Regions from separate parts of the Mus musculus genome. Here region 2 is linked to region 1. The links are chromatin loops, found by intact Hi-C in ENCODE. Cell type or tissue: heart. All regions are shown on one strand.

The links. Hi-C counts contacts between places; a loop is a spot of excess contacts. Peaks named below come from ENCODE experiments on the same cell type or tissue, not always from the same donor. Only the 100,000 strongest peaks of a DNase experiment are listed, where the experiment ranks them.
Region 2: it touches region 1 in a loop (2.2-fold over the local background); 6 of 42 quality-filtered maps call a loop at or near these places.

What each region holds. Positions count from the first base shown.
Region 1 is chr14:8,610,331-8,618,330 of GRCm38, forward strand. All of the region lies in intron 4 of Cfap20dc (CFAP20 domain containing), which reads right to left. Among named protein-coding and RNA genes, the nearest start is that of Cfap20dc, 52 kb to the right of the region's middle. In heart, no CTCF peak of the experiment used is centred here; no DNase peak of the experiment used is centred here.
Region 2 is chr14:8,796,478-8,804,477 of GRCm38, forward strand. No RefSeq gene overlaps it. Among named protein-coding and RNA genes, the nearest start is that of 4930455B14Rik, 130 kb to the left of the region's middle. In heart, no CTCF peak of the experiment used is centred here; a DNase peak (open chromatin) is centred at 3,914.

The DNA.
Region 1 (8,000 bases):
TCAGTCTGAGCTGAGTCACCCACTCCAGGCACTCCACTCTGCTCCCTATGGATTATGGGACTTCTCTGTCTCCATCACTGCACTACGTTCATAAGCCAAAGCCATAGAAGAAAGACACAACACAGGTACCAGGAATGCTTCTCTGGACACCCTAGAGTAATATAATATATTTACTAATTTTATGTTACTCTTTTGGCTATAAATGAATCAAGACTGTCTTTACTTGTGAGCATCCCTTCCTGAATAACACCAGATTCTGTTTCATTGCCAAGCAGTGTCATTTCCAAACTTATTTATACAAATACATGTCACCTACTAACAAACTAAGTACCAAACCAACAACCAAACAACAACAAAAGACAGCTGTGGTTTATGCTAACTGCAACAAATGAGCAAAAAGCTGTTATGGAGAAAATTTTTATTTACCTTAGTAACATATCTTAAACAGATTTTTCAGGCCAGGTGTATAAAGGAATCTCCTCACTGCCTACTGTATCCTGTGCCAAGAAAACAAACAACAGCAAAGATCTGGTCTGAAGCTGTTTATTATTGATCAACAAAGATGACAGGAAGCTAGCACCAGAATGTAAATAAGCTTTCTCACCAAGAACACTCTTTTTTTCCTACCAGAAGCTTTCACAGAGGAAAAGCACCGTATTACACTGTGGTCCAACTTCCTTATCTCACAGCAATGGCCACTTTGAACAACACTGTTCTCTGATTTTAAAAGCTCTCAGGTGTTACTTTGTTTTTATAATACATCAGTTTTATTGAACTCTTATTATGTACACAGTACTTGCACTAATATATTCAGTCCTCTCAAAACCTTTGTGAAATTTGTCATCATAATCATCGTCATCATCAGTGCCATCATCAACATCCTCTTCCTCCTCCTCCTCTCCCTCCCCCTTCTCTTCCTCCTCCTCCTTCTCTTCCTCCTCCTCCTCCTCCTCCTCCTCCCTTCTCAATGAAAACAACTGCAGCACAGTGTTTCCAGACAGTTGGCAGTGGCCTAGGATGTGATCTAGAGAGTGGGTGATGATTGATGTCTGGGTGATGAATGTATTGACCACTTCATATACGATCTTGAAATGTGAATCCTAACGACAGCTTACTGAGAGAGGCTTTATTGTCTCCATCTCAGAATGGAGGGGCAATGTCCCCAGACTGCGAGTTTCCCAGAGACAGTGAAATAATTTATGCCTGCCTGCTCTCTTTGGTAGCCTTGAAGGACCCTGGGCTGACAGGCATTGTAAAGAATTACTATGGCCTCCGCCTTTGTGAAGTCAGACATATTACCAGTGACCCAAGTACCCGATAGATAAGATGTTTTGCCTTGGGCAAGTGGAGGTTAAAGAGTGTGTCTGTGTGTGCATGCTCGAACATGCACGTTTAGAGGCCAGAGGCTGCCATTGGATAGCTTCTGTAATCATCCTCCAACTCATCTCTCACTAAAGCCAGAACTCACCAACTGACTAGACTGCCTGGGTAGTGAACCCCAGCGATCCTCCTGTTTCTTTCCTCCCCAGTCTTTGGGCTACAGACATGAGCAACCACATCCGTTTGTTTGTTGTTGTTGTTTTCTTTCTTAATGGGTGCTATGGATCAAAATAAGGTCCTTAGGTTTGTGTGTCATGCATTTCACTAAGCTATCTTTCTAGGCCATAATGACTTCTTTTAAAGACATACTCAAACCCTAAGGCTCAGGAGAGGACAAGTCTAGTCACATTGAGTTGTGAATGACTGAATGTCTAGGCACTTCTCTCAATACTGATGTCCACAGAGATCTCCTACAAGATCTGACTTCTGCCTTGGGAGAAAGGTATAGAGAATGTGATCCAGTAAGAGCTTAGACAGCCAGTTCCCACAGATGCCAAGGTAAGGATAGTATGTACAATCTACTTTCCAAACACAGGGTTGAGCATGTTAGAGTCCAGAGTCCAGCAAACACTCAGCTGGTGTTTGCTCCTGTGTTGTTTGGATAATGTAAGGTACTGCCCAGACATGACTGAGTGAGCCTCTGAAAAGCTTCCAAAGATCCCACTGCAGTACTGACTCTGGTAATAGCTGTCCCAGAAATAGGGCTTCCCTTTCAGCATGCATGTCCCAGGAAGAGGCTGCTCCATGACTGATACAGGGACTTAGGTTAGGATGCAAACAGTGTCAGTGCTAACAAAGTGAAAAAGACAGGGATGTCCACTGACTCTGTCCACGGAGTTGGTTGCATAGAAGGAGAAAGAGGTGGGTGGACTCGATAGTTTCAAGCCATGGGACCTATAATAGTGATGGCATGTGGTCTGAGAGATACAAACTGTGGATATTTAAAGGGCTTTGCACTGGGCTTGTTTTGGTAACCACTAGAGCTAACTCAGAATGGTCTCGGATCTTAAAAGGGTTCTAGGGCTTATATCTCACTGCATTCAGTATGGGAAACACCAGAAATACAAAGTTCCAACTTGGAAATTTGGTATAGGAAAAGTACATTTGAACTTCCTGTTTTTTCTCCCTGCCCCCGACCCAAATTACTAAAGTTATATTTGCAGAAGTTTTCTGTGTCAGCCAGCTTGCACAAGGGTGTGGGGAAAATGTTTTAAAAACCAATGTAGCACAGCCAGAGTCGGAGAGAATAATAAATGGTAAGTGCGCACACACTTGTATTACTTTTTTAAAATGAGGGAAGGATAACTGGATGGTACAATTGGGGACCACAGTCCTCACCAAGGTGGGCAGGGGACTGTGATGCCTGATAGCAAGGACATTCAGGAATGTTGGGGAAGGAGCGGAGGGAAGCCGGAGGGAAGCCGGAAACATTTCCAGGCCTGCTAGTGCCTGAAACAGTGAGGAGAGTCATCGAGCAGGCAGAGGAGAGGAGAACCTCCCCCGAGAGAACAGGCTTTGTGCGTCTCTAGAGAGAATGGCCATGGGAGAGCCTCCGGACACAGGCCGATGGGGCTCAGGTGAGGCACATGAGAGAAAAATATCTCAGTTCTGAACGAAAATTGAAGGTTCTGACTAGATCCTCAACCATAAAATGAACCCCTTCATAAAGTGAAATGGGGACAAAGAGCTCTGACACAGGAGTGATAAAGAAAACTGAATATAAGTTAAAGTACAAATCGCAAGAATTGTCTTATTAACTACATGTCTATATTAGTATTGCTTTAAGGAGCTTGTGCTTCAACGACCGTTGGCTTCGGTGTAGAGGGGAGGTCCAGTGTGATTATAGGACCCGGGACTCCCAAGGACTCTGCCATTAGGGTGGCCGGAAGAGAAGGAATAGACTCAGACACACGGCAAACAATGAAACAAGTAAGTCTGGGCATTTTAAAATGCCAAGCAGATCCTAAAATACTATTTGATAGGCCACCATGTTTACAGATAATTAATTAATTAATTAGTTAATTAGTTAATTAATGTGCCTCACTCTCAGAGGTCAGAAGAAAACTTATTAGGAGTCAGTTCTCTTCTTTACCACAGGGACTCTAAGGAACTCAGCTTGGGTCATCAGGCTTCATGGCCAGTCCTGTACTTGCTGGCCACTGTCCTAACCTATCTGGGAGCCAGAAAAATGAAGTCATGGCACATGGACTGTCAGGGCCCAGCAGAAGTGAGCTGGGGCTGCAGTTCTGTTAACCTGCTTAGAGGAACTGGGGCAAGATGACTCCCCAGGCCTTGGGTTTTCTCACTTGCAGAGCTGTCTCCTACTCCTACCAGTTAAGAGTAAGCTAATGTAGGAGTGGCCAGCTCCCTCCCTCTCCCTCCCTCCCTCTCCCTCCCTCCCTCTCATTGCCTCTCCCTCCCTCCCTTCTAAGAGAGAGAGCATTAGCTGTGGATGACAGCTAGCTGTAATTTCTAAACAAAAGTCACATGAAAAAATGGGTGCTCCTGAACAGCGTAACTAAAATGGCTTTAAATAAGGAGAATATTTTTGAAAATAAAATCAGTTGAACACCTTTTACATGCTCTGCACTGATTATTAATTAAAATTACCACTCAAGTTAAAATCTCTAAACCCTGTCACTTTAGTAATGCTTTAAGAACTACCACTGAGATGCTACAACTGCGAATCCAGAGAAGTAACACTATGTATTCTGATCACCATAACAAAAGCCACAGGCTGATTTTACAGAGAACCTGGGTTAGAGGCTCAGTTCCCCTGCCCTGTCTGATGTGCTCAGTTCCCCTGCCCTGTCTGATGTGCTCAGTTCCCCTGCCCTGTCTGATGTGCTCAGTTCCCCTGTCCTGTCTGACCTGCTCAGTTCCCCTGCCCTGTCTGATGTGCTCAGTTCCCCTGTCCTGTCTGACCTGCTCAGTTCCCCTGCCCTGTCTGACCTGCTCAGTTCCCCTGCCCTCTCTGATGTGCTCAGTTCCCCTGCCCTGTCTGATGTACTCAGTTCCCCTGCCCTGTCTGATGTACTCAGTTCCCCTGCCCTGTCTGATGTGCTCAGTATTTGATGCGATGTGATTTTCTCCTTGCCATTTGCCCTCCCCTGAGGGTCGCCATTGACAGTTGATGTGAAAAAGACATTGTGACCATTTTAAAATAAGACCTAGAATTTGCCTTGCTTAAAACATTTTAAAAATCATTCTATAGTAATCCCCACATCAAGTAGAGATTTTCTCCTTTGACATACATAGAAACTGGGTTCTCAGAAACTTAAGTCACTTACCCAGGGTTTTAGTTAAGAACACAGGTATAAGTCACTGGGGGTTTCTGAGTTAAAGTTCTGTGATGCTTCCTAAAGTCATGTGACAAATCAAAAGACTTTTCTTAAAGTATTTCAAGAGTAATTAGAGGGGAATGAATGTTTAATCACACTGAAAACAATTCAGGGAAGAGGAACACAATAGAGAGCTTTAAACATTGTGAAACACTGTAGCAGGGTTCTCAGTCGTCTGAACACACACTCACTTTATGCTTAGAACAGTCTAGTATCGTTACTCTGCCCCAGTCTCCGACATATATAATGGGTGAAGGCAGGGAAAACAGTTGCCACAGTTTTCTAATATGTGAGGGAGGAAAGGAGCATTTGCCATACAAAGTATTAGCCAGAAAAGCTCTCCCGTTTATAGATATTTTGCAGCTTAAATCTTATTGAGATTCAGATGATGATTCTATACTTGGCAAGTTATAACTTTCAGAATAGCAAGTCATAGATTGCTTTTAGAGTTTAGTTATATTTATACTATTGCCCTATATATCTCTAAGCCAACAGATGCACACCAAAGCTGCTCATGGGTATCAAAGATCCAAGTTATAGAAAACAGACACTGTGTCAGCAGTGGTCTGATGTCTAGTCACATAGAGATGGAGGCTCAGTTAGCTGAGGCAAAAGTCTAAAGACATTTACTCTCTACTTTCCTGGCTGGAAAATGGAAGGCCTGATGTTTGTGGGCGGATGATGAACTCAACCCTCACTGCACTAGGCAGCAGAGATACCAAACTAGCCTTCAGGAAGAAAGCCAAGCCTGACAGGGTGGAAGCCACACCCTGCAATAAGACCAAGCTTTCCTAAACTCACCGTCATTTCCTGCACTGCCTGAGGGCTCTTTTAAAACCGCTCAAACTCAATGCACAGGCAGATCATTCGGCAGACACTGGATCAACTGACACGGTCTCTTTGTTAAATGTGCTGCCGCTGCTGCCTCTGGCTCTTCTAACCTAGCAAAGGCCCTGAGACAGGTGCGTGACAGGGCTTCTGCTGCCAACAATTTTGAGTAAAACCTAAGAAAGATGGTGACCAGGCAGTTTTAGGACAAGGCACTCAGGCTACAAAGAGAGAACATGGACTTTGTGGGAGCAGGGATCTTTGCTTTGTGTACTGATGGACTATGTAGAGGTACTTGATAAATGCATGGCAAAAGCAGAGGTCTCCTTGTGGCACCTAATAGCCACATGGGGGACAGCAAGACTTTATTCCACCCAGAATCCTCGATGCTTCCTTGAAGCATGAAAAGTATATGAAAGCCAATATAAGAAGAATCTTATAAGTGTTCATATGAGATTTATGTTCTATGATAGGCATGGTTGGCCCTGCTGTAATTTCAGTACTCAGAAGGTTAAGGCAGTAGGACTGCAAGCTGGAGAATAGCACTGGCAACACAGTGAGCCTCTATCTCAACACACACACACACACCCTACCTCATAAATATAATGTATATTTATGAATAAACATATTTATGTATAGATAGACTCTCATAATAATTTAAGAATTTTTTACTAATAGCCATTACTGTGTTGAAGCTGGTAAACCCCTGGCTCTACTTAGCTTTTATGATTGACAAATGTCCCCATGATACAACTCACAGACCAAATGAAACCCAGGAAGAAGGAAGACCACACCAAAGTGTAGATACTACAATCCTACTCAGCGGGGGAAGAAAATAATCTTGGGAAGTAGAGGGAGAGAGGGAACTGGGAAGAGAGGAGGAGGAGGGTAAAAAGGGGGGAGCTAGGAAAAAGCACAGAGGGTCAGGAATTTGAAAGGAGGTGAGTAGCAGTGGGGGAGGGGGAACTGGGGGCAGTCACTAGTTAGAAAGTCCCAGATGCCAGGGACCCAAGAGGTTCCCAGGACCCAACAGGGAGGACATTAACTAAAATACCTAACAAAGGGGAGAGAGAACCTGTAGAGATCTTATCCACTGGATAGGCACTGCCGCAGGGTGTGGGATGGGGCCACCCACCCACCTCAAAAATATTAATCCAGATTTCCTCCTGTCTAAAGAAAATGCAGGGACAAGGAGTGGAGCAGAGACTGAAGGAAAGGTTATGCAGAGACTGCCCCACCTAGGGATCCATCCCATCTGCAGACACCAAACCCAGACAGTATTGCTGATGCCAAGAAGCCCGTGCTGATAGGTAGGAGCCTGGTATAGCTGTCCCCTGAGAGGCTCTGCCAGAGCCTGACCAATACAGATGTGGATGCTTGCAGTCAAACATCAGCCTGTGCGTGGGGACTCCAATGGAGGAGTTAGGGCAAGGACTGAAGGAGCCGAAGGGTTTGCAGCCCCATAAGAACAACAACATCAACCAACCAGACTCCCCCCCCCCCAAAGCTCCCAGGGACTAAACCACCAATTAGAGAGTACACGGGGGGGGGGGCAAGCATGGCTCCAGCTGGATATATAGCAGAGGATTGCGTTATCTGGCATCAATGAGAGGGGACCCCCTTGATCCTGTGAAGGCTCAATGCCCCAGTGTAGGGGAATGCTAGGATGCTGCAGAAGGAGTGGGTGGGCTGGTGGGGAGCACCCTCGTAGAGGCAGGGGAGGGGGGAGAAGGGATTTGTGGAGGGGAAACTGTAAAGGAGAAAACATTTGAAATGTAAGTAAATAAAATAACCAATAAAAAAGTTTTTAAAAAAGATTGACAAACATCATAGCATCTTACATAACTGGGCACTTCCTTTTGTTGTTCTATAGATCATCTTTAGATAAATTGAACTGACCTGAAGTGAGACTGATGGCATCTTGCTTGACCTCCCACCTATATTTCCACATAGATAAAAGATAGAATTGAGTCATTAGGTCTTACTGCCAAAAAAGCTTCAATATACTAGTGCAATTAAATGTTTTCATCATCGGAGTCTTAATACAGTCTTCAATACAGACTACAGCATTGCGAATTAATAAAATTTAAGTATTGATTACTCTCAGATTACTCTCACTTCTAGAGTTTATGAGGCCTAAAAGACAGTATAAAGTATTAAGTTCTCATTTGCAAAAACACCCTACACACATCGAATTAGATGACTGCACAGTTTCAGCAAGAGAAATCCTGTTTCTCTTGGCTGTCTCTAACTTTTTTTTTAATCCAGCTTTTGGGCCCCTTTTCCTCCTAGAGAATTGCCTCAACCAGCCTTGATACGAAGGGATGTACCTAGTCCCATTGTCATGTGTGGCTGCTATCACAGGAGGCCTGCCCTTTTCTAAAAGAAAATGGAAGAGAGGCAAGGTGGGGGAGGAATGTGAAGAGAGAAGGGACAGGAAACTCTGGTCAG
Region 2 (8,000 bases), 190 kb after region 1:
TAGAGTAAACATTGCTACAACCAAAAGCAAGTTGGAAGGAAGGAAAGGGATTATTCAATTTACACTTCCATATTTCTGTTCATCACTGAAGGAAGTTAAGACAGGTACTCAGAGGAGGAACTTGGAGGCAGGTGCTAATGCAGAGATCACAGACGGGTGCTGCTTACAAGTTCATTTCTCCTGGTTTGCTCAGTCTGCTTTTCATAGAACCCAGGACCAGCCCGGAGATGGGACCACCCTCAGTGGGCTGGGCCTATCCCCATTGATCACTAATTGAGGAAATGCCTTATAGTTGGATCCCACAGAGGCATTTTTTCAATTGAGGCTCCTTCTTCTCTGATCACTCTAGCTTGTGACAAGTTGACAGAAACTCAGTCAATACACAAAATGACAGAATAGTTTTTAGTCATTAATATCTCTCAATATAAATGGACTTATTTTCCCAACAGAAAGACAGGATAACAGATACAGATATAAACAAAATAGTATACATTCTTTTGCTGCATGCAAGAAATATCCTCAACATAAAAGATAGATATTAGAGTAAAGGGTTGGGAAAAGATTTCTTTAAGCAAATGGACCTAAGAAGCAAGCTGGTGTAACTATTCTAATGTCTAACAAAATAGACTTCCAACCAAAATGGGAAACGAGATGGGAAAGGACACTGCATACTCATCAAAGGATAACCCCAAAAAGATAATATCTCAATCCTTAACATCTATGCACTAAATGCAATGGCATCCACATTTGTAAAAGGAATATTACTAAAGCTTAAATCACATATAGAACCTCATACATTAATAGTGGGAGACATCTATACCCTACTCTCACCAATACACATGCCATCTAGGCAAAAACTAAACAGAGAAATAATAGAACTAACAGATGTTGTGAACCAAATGAACCTAGTAAATATCTACAGAATATTTCACCCAAACATAAAAGAACATACTTCCTTCTCATGAAACTTTCTCCAAAATTGACCACGTACTAGGTCATAAAAGCAGTATCAACAGGTTAAAAATATTGAAATAGCCCCTTGTACACTATCATACCATCTTTGATTAAACTTGTATTGCAAAACTAACAGAAATAAGAAAGCATACGAACTTATAGAAACTGAAAAACACTCTACTAATTGACCACTGGGTCAAGGCATAAATAAAGATTAAAGACTTATTAGATCAATGAAAAAAGGCAAAACAAACCCAAACTTATGGTGCACAATGAAAGAGTGCTAAGAGGAAAGTCCATAGTACTCAGCGCCTTCATAAAGAAATTGGAGACATCTCACAATAGCAACTTAAGAAGACACTTGAAAGAAAGAAAGAAAGAAAGAAAGAAAGAAAGAAAGGAAGAAAGGAAGAAAGGAAGAAAGGAAGAAAGGAAGAAAGGAAAGAAGAAGAAGAAGAAGAAGAAGAAGAAGAAGAAGAAGAAGAAGAAGAAGAAGAAGAAGAAGAAAACATACCCAAGAGGAGTAGATGAAAGAAATTAATTAAGCTTAGGGCTGACATCAATTAAATAGAAACAAAGAGAACAATACAAAGAATCAATGGAACAATGAGTTGGTTCTTTGAGAATATCAACAAGATAGAAACCCTTAGCCAAATCACTAAAGCATATTGACATAATATCTAAATTAACAAATAAGAAATTAAAAGGGACATAACAACAAAGAGGAAATCCAAAGGATCATTAAGTCATTCTTCAAAAACCTGAATTCCATAAAATTGAAAAATCCAAAAGACATGTATGATTTTTTCTATATGTAGGACTTACTGAAGTTAAATTGAGATCAGATAAACTACTTAAATAGACTTATAACTCCTAAGGAAATAGAAACAATGATTAAAAGTCCCCAAACCAAAACCAAACCAAACCAAACCAAACCAAACCAAACCAAACCAAACCAAACCAACCAACCAACCAACCAACCAACCAAATAACCCCAGGGCCAGACAGTTTTAGCACAGAATTCTTGCAGCTCTTCAAAGAAAAGCTAATGCAAAAACACCTCAAATAATTCCACAAAGCAGAATTAGAAGAAACATTGCCAAATTCATTCTTATTAGGCCATAGAAAGCCTGATAACCAAGGTACACAAAGATTCAACAAAGAAAGAGAATTACAGACCAATTTTTCTAATGAACACTGACGTGAAAATACTCAATATATACTTACAAATCAAATCTAAGAACACATATAAAAATCATTCACATGATCAAGTAGGCTTCACCCCAGAGATACAGGGATGGGACACCATATGAAAGTCCATTAAGGTAATCCACCATATAAATATGCTAAAAGGAAAAAGCCAACCCACATTATTATCTCATTAGATGATGAAGAGGCCCTTGAAAAGATACAACACCCCTGCATGCTAAAAGTATTGGAGGATCAGGAATATAAGGGACATACATGAACATAATAAAGGCAATTTACAACAAGTTGACATCAAATTAAATGAAGAGAAACTAAAAGCATTCACCTATCTGGGACAAGACAGACTGTCCATCCTCTCCATATCTATTCAATACAGTACTTGAAGTTCTAGCTAAAGCAATAAGACAACTAAAGGAGATCAAGGGGATACAAATTGGAAAGGAAAAAAATTCAAATTATTGCTAATCAAAGATAATATGATCATATACATAGCAACCATCAAAATTGTACCAGGGATAGATAAATACCTTCAGCAAAGTGGCTTGATTCAAGATTAATTAAAAAAAAAACAACAACATACAAATGACAAACAGTCTGAGAAAGAAATCAGAAAAGCAATAACATTCATAATAGTCACAAACACTGTAAAATATCTTTTTTTTTTTTTGTTAGAACAACTCAGCAAAATAAAATTCCGGTTTATTGTTGGACATTGTTTCACACATACATCAAACAGGCCAAAAAAAAAAATAAACAGCAACTTCATAGACAGAAAGAAAAGGAAAAAAAAATCTTTTTATCTTTGGCCTTTTTAACCATCTCATACAAACCAACTACTTATAGTACAGCTAGGTACATACACAAAAGTTACTGGAATGCTCGGAATAAGATTGTTTTTTTGTTGTTGTTTTTGCTTTTTTTTTTACAAGGTTTTTTTTTTTCTCCTTTGAGATTATAATGAACATGGTCACACCACAAGTAAAGTCTGAAGTAGGACAGAAAACGCTCTGAAGGCTGGTTTGGTCACCCGTTATCATTAAAAATGGCTGACCCCTAACAATATGTACAAAAATATAAAATGTAAATAAAAAATACAAACAAATTTTCCTTTTAAAGTATTTTTAAGAAAAAAAGTAGGGCCTGGGAAGTTCTGGTTCTTTTTTCCTCCCATGTTGCCAATTCATGTTGTAGTTTTGGAGGGGTGGTGGAGAGCGCATGTCATATCTGTGGGTGGCATTGCCCGCTGTGGGCGGGCGGGGCCTGCTTCTCTACTCGAAGGTGACCACGTTTAAATTCTGAGACGGGAAGTGGAGGGTGAATAGGTCACGGTGCGTAAGGTTATTTTTCCTTTTGCTGTCTAGTCATCCTCCTCGGTCTTCTGCTTCTTGGTGTCCACATCGTCATCCTCATCATCCTCAGCTACCCGCTTGCCCGTAGGAGCCTCAGCTTCCTCATCTTCATCTCCATCCTCCTCCTCACCGTCACCTTCTTCCTCCTCCTCCTCTTCCTCCCCACCTTCTTCCTCTTCTTCATCTACCTCATTGTCAGCCTCCTGCTCCCCATTTTCCTCATTTTGAGCGTTCTCATTGGCAGGTGCATCTCTTCCATTCTCTGCCTCCTCCACAACTTCCTTCTTCTCCTTCAAGTCCTTGGTCAGGTGATCTCGGAGCTGGTATCCACTGCCGCGTCTGACATGGTGGGGCACGCCGGTGGTCCGATGCCGCGAGTGAGGGAATTAAAGTCGAGTTCGAGGACTCTGGCGAGAGAGCTGCCGGAGTCCGCGCTGGAGGAGGCGGTGGGCGGCGAAGGTGGCTGCAGCGAGCGCGGAGCACGACCCAGGAACAATGCAAAGATGGCTTTTCGGAGCAGCCAGTGGGCACTGTAAAATATCTTGAGGGTAACTCTAACCTAGCAAGTGAAAGACCTCTATGACAAGTCAATCTACATATTCAATATAATTTCCACAAAAATTCCAACATACTTCTTTACAGAGCTTGAAAAACAGTACTCAACTTCATATGGAAAAGCAAAAATCCCAGTATAGCTAAAACAATCCTTTATAGTAAAAGAACTTCTGGATGTATTACCATGCTTGAGCTTCAGCTGTGTTACAGAGCAATAAAACTGCATGGTATTGTCATAAAGACAGATTGATCAAAATAATCAAATTGGTGACCCAGAAATAAACCCCCATACCTATGGACACTTGATTTTTGACAAAGAAGCGAAAACAATACAATGAAGGAAAGAAAGCATCTTCAACAAATGGTGTTGGTAAATGGATGCCTGAATTTAGAAGAATGCAAACAGATCCACATCCATCACCCTGCACAAAACTCAGGTACAAGTGGATCAAAGACCTCAACATGAAACCAGATACACTGAACCTAATAGAAGAGAAAGTGGGGAATTGTTTTTTTATGCATTGGCACAATACACAACTTCCTGAACAGAGCAGCAATAGCGTAGACAATAAGATTGACAATTAATGAGTGGGACCTCATAAAATTGTAAAGCTTCTGTAAGACAAAGGACACCATCAATAGGACAAAATGTCAACCTATAGAATGGAAAAAGATTTTCACCAACTCTACATCTGACAGAGGGATAATTTCCAAAATATATGAAGAACTCAAGAAACTAGTTATCAACAAACCAAATAATCCAATTTAAAATGAAATACAGATCTAAATAGAGAATTCTCAATAGGGGAATCTCAAATGGCCAAGAAACACTTAAAGAAGTGTTCAATATCATTAACCTTCAAGGAAATGCAAATCAAAATTACTCTGAGATCCCATCTTACACCTGTCAGAATGGCTATGATCAAAAACACAAGGTACAGCTCACGCTTGCTGGTAAGGATGTGGAGCAAGGGGAACACTCCTCAATTGCAGGTTGGAGTGCAAATTTATACAGTTTCTATGGAAATTAATATGGTGGTTCTTCAGAAAATTGGGAATTGATCTACCCAGATATACACCTCCTGGGCATATACCCAAAGGCATGTACCCAAACTCTATGTCCCTTAACCAGAGAATAGTTAAAGAAAATGCGGTACATTTACACAGTAGAGTAAATTTACTCAACTGTTTAAAAAATAAGATCGTGAAATTTGGAGACTAATGAATCAAACTAGAAAGCATCATCCTGAATAAGGTAATCTAGACCTAGGAATATAAGAATGGTATTGGACTCACTTATAAGTATATAATAGCTTCAAAGTAAAGGATAATAGTGCTACAATCTAGAGACCCAGAGAGGCTAATTAACAAGAACTGTTCAAGGGAGACACATGAATCTCCCTGGAAAGGGGAAATAAACTAGATTTTAAGGGTTGACTTGGGGAGAGTAGCAATGGGAGCAATAGGGATCAGGTTGGGAGGGTGTGGAGGAAGAGGGTACTAGGAGAGAAAACTGGAATTGTGGAGCATTTCAGAGGCAAGAAAGAAATCTAGTGTAATGGAAACTCCCCAGTATCTATGAGCATAACCCTAGTGAAGACCCCTAGTAGTAGGGGCTATGGAGCCTGATCCAGCCATCTTCTGTAACTAGGCAGGGCTTGAAGTGGAGAGATTGACATACCAACCCAGCCACAACATTTTTGACCTACAATTTGTCCTGCTGGTCCAATATTCTGGGGCAAAGTTGATGCAGAATGTGTGGGAGTAGCTCACCAATGACTGGTCCAACATGAGACCATGCCACAGAGGGCAAGCTCATCCCTGACACTGCCTGGAGGGTCAGAGACCAGAAGCTGGATAACCCAGAGACCTAAGCTAAAACCAAACAGGACTGACAAAAAAGGATACAGTAAAGGAAATGATTCCTACTAATATTCTGCTACATTTATAGACAGGAGCCTGTGTAATCATGTTCAGAGAGGTTTCATTCAGCAACTGATGAGAGCAACTGCAATAACCCACAGAAAAACATTAGGCAGAGCCTGGGGAATACTTTGGAAGAGGGGTAGGAAGGAGTTAAGAAGCTGGACGGTCAAAGGACAGCACAACAAAACCCAGAGATTCAACTAAGCAGCTCTTACAGGGCTCCAAGGAAACTGAAGTGGGGATTGGAGTCTGCATGAGTCTGAACTAGGTCCTCTGCATAGATGCATATATTTTGTGGTTGTGGAACTTGGTGTTCTTGTGGGACTTCTCTACGGTGAAAGTAGGGGATGTCTGTAACTTTTTGCCTGCTTTGGGGGAGCATTTTCCTCTGACTGGGCTGCCTCATCAAGTGTTAATATAAGGGGATGTGCCTAGTCTTAGTGCAGCCTGGTATGCTGTGTTTGGTTGATATCTATGGGAGGCCTGCTCTTTTCTGAAGGGAAATGGAGGAGAAGTGGATCTGTGGGAAAGGGGCAATTTGAATGAGGGAGTGGGAAGAAAGGAAGGAAGGACTGGAAGAAAAGGGGAAGGGAATACTGTGATAGAGATATAATGTATAGGAGGTTAAAAAAGAGAACACATGATGTTGGAAGCATAGCAATAAGAAGTAGTCATGGTAAACTATAATAACCAAGGAGAGAGAGAGAGAGAGAGAGAGAGAGGAAGAGACTGAAGCTTTATTATTATTATTATTTTTATTATTTTATTTTTTATTTTGGTTTTTTGAGACAGGGTTTCTCTGTATAGCCCTGGCTGTCCTGGAACTCACTCTGTAGACCAGGCTAGTCTCGAAATCAGAAATCCGCCTGCCTCTGCCTCCTAAGTGCTGGGATTACAGGCATATGCCACCACCACCCGGCCATGAGACTGAAGTTTTTAACCTCAACATCCATCTCAGTGACTGACACCCTCTACAACCCTTCAACAGTCCTTCCATCTAGGACTCAAATGACCAAGACTGTGGGAGTGTTTCTCATTCAAACCACAACAGTTATCAAAATCAAAAAAGCAAATGATCTGCAGAATTAAATTACTCTGTAGATCAAACTGTAGCTGGATTTGAATATCATAGAAAATCCCTTCTTAACAAATATAGAATATACATTATTTGTAACAGGCCATGCAACCTTGTCTAAAATAGAACTCATTTATAAGACACAAAACAAATCTTAACAAACATGGACAACAACACCTGACCCCATCCCAAACACAGTATTTTCTTGTATCTTATCAAGTCACAATGGGATAATTCAATAGCAAAACTACTAACTACACAGATACCTGTAGACTGGGGGATACAGTCATGTTGATAAGTGAGCTATTGAAAAAAGTAGAGGAAAATTAAAAATGAAAGAAAACCTTCTAGATTCAAACAAAAATATGATCACAACTTCGCCAGAAGCTATGCAATGTGGCTCAGATATTTCTAAGAGGAAAGACCATAGATGTTTGTGGTTACATTGAAAAATAAGAGTGTAGTAGTAATTCGAGCCACACTGTTTTGTTCTCCTGGTAGGTCCTGCACTTCCAGCCACCTGTCCAGGAACTCTTTGGATCCATGAATGAAAGACACACACACACACACACACACACACACACACACACACACACACACACACAGTCTTATAATGAACTGCTGTAATTAGTTTGAAATGCTGGGCAGTTCTAATCCTCTGCCTGCTACCCCAGGCCCAATCAGGGAAGTGGCCTGTAGCTATTAGCCAAATTCTTACATGCTCCTTGGCTCTCTTTCCTGCTGCTCTAAATCTACCAGATCATGGTGATTGTCTGTCTCTCCTCCTTTCTCCTGCACCATAGCCCACAAAAATCTAAGGATCCCAACAAGTCTCCCTTTGCACAACCATTGGCCACTGGCATCTTTATTGATCTATCAAAAACTTTGGGGACAAGGACCTTCAGTGTTTGGGCATGCAGATTCCCAATTAA